Linked DNA regions of Homo sapiens: region 1 is linked to region 2. Evidence: chromatin loops called from intact Hi-C (ENCODE). Cell type or tissue: IMR-90. All regions are shown on one strand. Links, peaks and the distances in the headings refer to the core of each region. The heading gives the core; the rest is flanking DNA.

What was found. A loop is a pair of places that touch in the nucleus more often than their neighbours do. Peaks named below come from ENCODE experiments on the same cell type or tissue, not always from the same donor. Only the 100,000 strongest peaks of a DNase experiment are listed, where the experiment ranks them.
Region 1: it touches region 2 in a loop (2.1-fold over the local background); 6 of 110 quality-filtered maps call a loop at or near these places.

Annotation. Positions count from the first base shown.
Region 1 is chr2:46,134,876-46,137,688 of GRCh38, forward strand. The region is part of intron 11 of PRKCE (protein kinase C epsilon); the gene reads left to right. Among named protein-coding and RNA genes, the nearest start is that of EPAS1, 160 kb to the right of the region's middle. In IMR-90, for the core only: no CTCF peak of the experiment used is centred there; a DNase peak (open chromatin) is centred at 1,296; H3K27ac peaks cover 217 bases.
Region 2 is chr2:46,072,173-46,074,985 of GRCh38, forward strand. All of the region lies in intron 10 of PRKCE (protein kinase C epsilon), which reads left to right. Among named protein-coding and RNA genes, the nearest start is that of EPAS1, 220 kb to the right of the region's middle. In IMR-90, for the core only: no CTCF peak of the experiment used is centred there; DNase peaks (open chromatin) are centred at 449 and 1,569; H3K4me3 peaks cover 559 bases; H3K27ac peaks cover 2,230 bases.

The DNA.
Region 1 (2,813 bases), core at 67-2,566, 63 kb after region 2:
CTTCCCCTCAGCAGGGATCAGGATTTTATCCATGAATATTAAGGATAAGAATGTACTTTCATTATTGTGGGTTAAAAAAAGTAATTGGATGATCATGCAATCAGATAAGCAATTCTGTAGTGATTCCAAGGCTTAATGCCCAGGTACAGCCACAGGCTGTTTATTATTATTTTTTCTATTGGCGGGATCAACCAGGTACCAGGCTATTTATTTTGGCTTCAAACCGAGATGTTGTTTGACACCTCAGGCTTCCAGCTGTCAGTGTAGTGTCTAAAAGTCTTCTCTCTCCAGTTGAGAGGACATCTATTTGATCAAAATAGCATTGTCTGGCTTATCTGTTACATCTTATAAGCATGTTTCCATGAGTTAGAAACAACCACCACCCCAACAACTACAACTGTGTTCTCTATCCCATGAAAGGGCGGGCGTGTGGACACGATGTATATTTTTTTCTCCTCAAACAACACAGTGAAGTGATTCAGAGCATGGAAGTGGGGTCAGGCAGGGTGGACTCTGTTGCTCACTCACCACCTGTGTGTCCTGGGCCAGTCAAGTAACCCCTCAAACTCTTTTTCCTCATCTAGCAGGTAGGGATAATAACAGTCTTACCAGATTCACAGAGCACTTGTGGGATTAAATGAAGTAAGAGATAGAAAAGATTTAACACTGAGCTTGGGATACAAAAGCATTTGGAAGAAGAAAAGTAGTTAATTGTGTTGCTCCTAAATGATTGAATTTTCCTATGCAAAGACTTGGAGAGATTTTCCCTGGAGATTGGCCCAGAATGAAATATTATCTTTGACTCTCGGTTATCAGCACTGCAATGGAGAACTTGAAAAAAATTTACCTTGGGTTCAGAAACAAATTATGCTTTTTTTTTTTTTTTTTTTTTTTTTTTAATGTAGGGGAAGTAGACACACTTTGCTTGTCTTTGTGTTTGGCCTCTGGTGGTCTTTGAGGGACTTGCTTCCTGAGAGTGATGGGAGGTGCCTATGTAGAGAATGTCAGGAAGAGGGTGCCTGCCAGTCATCAACATTTGCCACAATGTTGATCTGGAAAAAACGTCTTTCTCTCAAGTGTATTGTTAAATTTATGAAGGTGCTGGTACCATCTGCCAGAAGAACCAATATTCCCATCTGATTGACCACAGTCATTCTCAAGTCTCCACTATTTGTCCCAAAACAAGCAGGATTTCTTCATAATCTCCCTCGAGGGCCTGCTCTAGGACATGAAGTAATTTTTCTAATCTCTTATCTTCAAGTAACTGGAGGAATTTGCTGTTATTTCTGCAGCACTCAGGCCTGAGCTTTGTGGAATTTGCATGCCAGGGAAGTGAGGGCATTGGAAAACGAGCGAAGAATAAAGGAGCATTACAGGGCTCTTCTGTGGTGAATTTTCAAGTCAAGCATAAAAGAATTGTTTCCTATTCTTTCTGATATGTTAAGGGCCTCACGCGTGCTAACGCTTTGCTAGATGCTGTATGGTTTACAGAAGGAGAGTTTTCTGGCTGTTATTCTTAGGGAATCTACCATCAATATAGAAAAATACAATTTTCCAAATGGGAAATGATAAATTCAGATGAGATAGCTGAGGTGCAGGGTAAAGAAAACAGGATTCCACCAAACATCTACAGTTCAGGTCCCAGTCACCTCCCTAGCCTTGTTTACTCACCCCCACCCCACCTTAAGTTCTTTATCTGCAAACCTATGATGATACCCGCTGCCCAGGGCTGTTGTGGGAAGGAAAGGAATACTGTCTGTGATAGCACACAGTGGCAGCCAGTCCTGAGAAGTTGAAGGGTCTGGAAGCTGTCGCATGAATCCTGTTGATCAACATCTGCACAGCCTCACCCCTACCTGTGAGCCCCACTGTCTTTGCTTTCTTCCCTGGGAACTTTGTGTTTCCGTGCACAGTGTCACTCCCCAGTCCCGGGGAAAGGAATCTTGACTTTCTCACCGGGCTATGCTAAAAGTCTCAGTCAGTCTCATCTCTGTTCCACATCATTTGTCCCTTTCCCCTAAGTTACAGTTGCATATACTTCATATGTTTCATCCCACAGCATCTATCTCAGTGCTTTATACACATAAAAGACCTTAAGTATTTTTCAAAAATAAAAGGAGTTTTAGGGATTTAGTGACTTGCACTGGCAGGGAATGTGTATTTTAAGAAATGAGTGTTAGAGACCCCTGGAGGAGGCAGAATTTCTGGGATATCATGGATCAGGCACTGTGCTAGCACTTTCGCAGAGGTTACATCATTCCATCCTGGCAATCCTATCCCCAGTTAACAGATAAGAAAACTGAGTCTTAAAGATATGTTGGACCAGCCCAACCTTATCCAGCTGGTAAGTGGCAGAGTTGGGATATAGATTCAGAACTGCCTCACTTCTTGTCTGACATCGGGAAGAGAAAATATGGGGACCCACCCAACATCTCAGATCACATGTAGGCACAAACAACTTCTTATACATAAATTACTATACACAGAATTAGATACATGCATAGCCAAACCTGGGAGGCAATTCTTAGAAGCCAAAATATGTGTTTCAAATTATTCTAGACACATTGCTAGAGACATGAACAGTCAGTTTGTTTGCTGGGCACGGTGGCTCATGCCTGTAATCCTAGCACTTCGGGAGGCCAAGGCGGGTGGATCATTTGAGGTCAGGAGTTCGAGACCAGCCTGACCAACATGGTGAAACCCTGTCTCTACTAAAATTACAAAAAAAAAAAAAAAAAGATCTGGACAGTAGTGGTGCATGCCTGTAATCCCAGCAACTCAGGAGGCTGAGGCAGGAGAATCGCTTGATCCTG
Region 2 (2,813 bases), core at 159-2,658:
TGAAAGTATTAGTGAAGTGGTATGGAAATCCTCTTCAGCGTGCCTTCAGCCACCAGCTGTGCCACTTAAGATTTAAAACAATGTGATCAAGTGTTCAGAATCCATGGGATTGAGTTGTATGTTTACGTTAGTGTATTATTTCCAAGTTTCCAGTTTCCCCCGGATTAGCACATTTTAATTTCGGCTTTATTAAAGCAGTCAGAACATGAAAGGGGATTTAGCAGAGTGGAGATGTCAACCACGCTTTCTTGCCATCATGAAATGGTTTACTTGGTTCTGGGCAGCCATGCATATGAATCCAACAACATGTCTATAAGACTAAAAGTCAGCCAAGTGGGACAAGAAATGCAATTATGGAGTGAAACCACAGCTATCTAAACACGGTCGGGACCTTCAGGTCCTCAATTTGATTTCATATGACCCTACAGTTATGAAAACCCAACACAGCATAGTATCAACTAAACAGTAAATGCTTTAAATGCTAGGCATTCCTGGAGTGGCTCACATAAGCCCAGTATGGTGTTAGGCATTGTAGAGACATGGTCAGATACAGGAGACATGGCCCTGGGAACTCCATGAGATACCTCTTGTAGGAAGCCATGGTTTTGATGGGGGTGCACTTTGTCCATCAGTGTGCTGGGATAGAAGACTAAAAGCCACTGGTCCAAGAAATGACTCTTTAGTTAGATTTACCAACACATGAAATTATCAGAGAAAAATGCAGTAGAATCACCAAATGTTCATGTTAGAAGGCACCCCAGCAGCTGCCTAATCTGCTGGTTCCCAAACCCCACTCATCAGTAGGAAGTACCTGGGGAATTCAAAAATAAATGCACATTCCCAGGGCCCACCCCAGAATCAGAAGCTCTGATAGAGGGGCCTGGAAATCTGGATGCTTTAAAATGCTACCAAGGGGTTCTAAACGTCCACCAGCTCATCTGGTCCAGCCTCTCAGTGAACAAAGAGTATTTCTGTTCACAGCCTTGCAAAAGTGAACATCCAGCCGAGGCCAGCATCCCCCAGGTTGGAAGGAACTCATTGTAGAACAAGGCAGCACGGGTCCGATGTTGCACAGAGGATTGGAGTTACTAGAGGTTTTTCTTCTAGTGTAATCAAAGGAACCTTGCTGTAACTTCTACCCACTGGGCTTAGTTTGACCCTTTGCAGTGACACAGACCAAATCTCCTTCCAATGTGGAAATCCTTCAAATATTTTAAGAGTTTCTCTTCAGTTTGTCCTTTGTCTGATACTTATTTGCCCATTCATTCAGTTCAGACTGCCAGTCTCCTCTAACACTGGATTTACTGGGGCTGGCTGTTGCACTTCCCTCAGCTGCTTCTCGGAGGTCCTGGCTTCTCCTCGCCCTCCTGTTTGCCCTCAGTCAGCGTTCAGTGTAGTGCACAGTGTCTGACACCACACTGACCGTGTGGTCTGACCAGCAGAACCCAACAGGAGCAGCAGGAGCGGTTGCTTCCTGCATTCCAGGCTCTGTCCTGCTTCAACTGAAGACTGTTCTGAGACTAATCAGGGACCCAAACTGATGCAGACAGAAATCTCCGTGGCAGATCAGGAAGGGAAAATGTCAGTGTGGTTGAATTTACCAGGCATGAGTCACGTCCTGGTAAATGAATACATCTGGGGATGGAAGAGAGACACCGTCCTTCCAGTATTCCAAGTGGAGAAATACTGTTTCACTGGATACCTGAGTAACTGCTGCACAGACCACGCTATGCACGTATCATCAGGTCTGCAAGCTGAACAGATGCTCTCACGTGTCATCTCTTAGAGGTAGGATCAGTCCTGGCTGCTATACTCAAGCAGGAAAGGTAAGAGGGGGCAGCTTTTTTTCCCTCTCTTTGTGTAGTGTGAGCAACCTAAATATTTCCATCTAAGCAGGTTATGGTTCCTTCCCACAATTGAAGGGAAATATTGATGTGCCTGTTTATTGGGGGGTCAGCTTCCTGGCCTGATTTGCTTATCTTTAAAACAGTCACAAGAACTTTGCATATTCTTAGGAAAGAAAAGGGTAAGAAAAGAATCATTGTGTCTTGACAGCTGGTTGTAAAGTGAAGGAGTCAGTAAACAGGTTGGTGGTTTTATATACATGAGATTGAAAAAAGTTGCCTTGATTGTTTTTCCCTGAATCGGCTGGTCATTTTAATATCGATGTGGGCATGTTCTAATCCCCTGGTTAGTCAGCGAGATTTCTTTCTAAGTAGAATTAAGCAAGCAAACAAACAAACAAACAACAACAACCAAAAAAAAAAAAAAAAAAAGAAAAACACGGATAGAAAAAACAGCAGCAACAACAACAATAGCAGCAGGAGGAGCCACAATGAAATGGTTCAAGGATTGACCTACCCCAGGACTGCAGGTTTTATTTACTGCAGTATTCAGTACTTGAGCCTCCTGGAAATCAGAACTCCAGCATGACCTCTGTAGGTTTTGCTTTTTCTGTTGGTACAGGAACTGATAAGGTGACTCTTGAGTTTCTGGAATCAGAGTGGCAGCCACGAGGGCTGCGTAGGTTCTGTGTGAGGCCCAGCTCCAGCATCAGTGGTTGGAGACCAGGGAGACGCTTTGAGTTCTTCTTTACTGAGCTGCACGTGCACTGAGCCTGGACAGATGGGGATCTACAAGGGGTGTTTTGAGCACCAGCTGTTAGCCACCTATGTCCTGCCTGGGACACAGGAAGGTGTAAATGTGGGAAACAGGCAGAGTCTCATGCAGTCCCTACACCAGATCGTGGGGAATCGCCTGAGCTCACAAGAAGAGCATTGGTAGAGGGCAAGGCATTATGTGGGCTTTGGCTG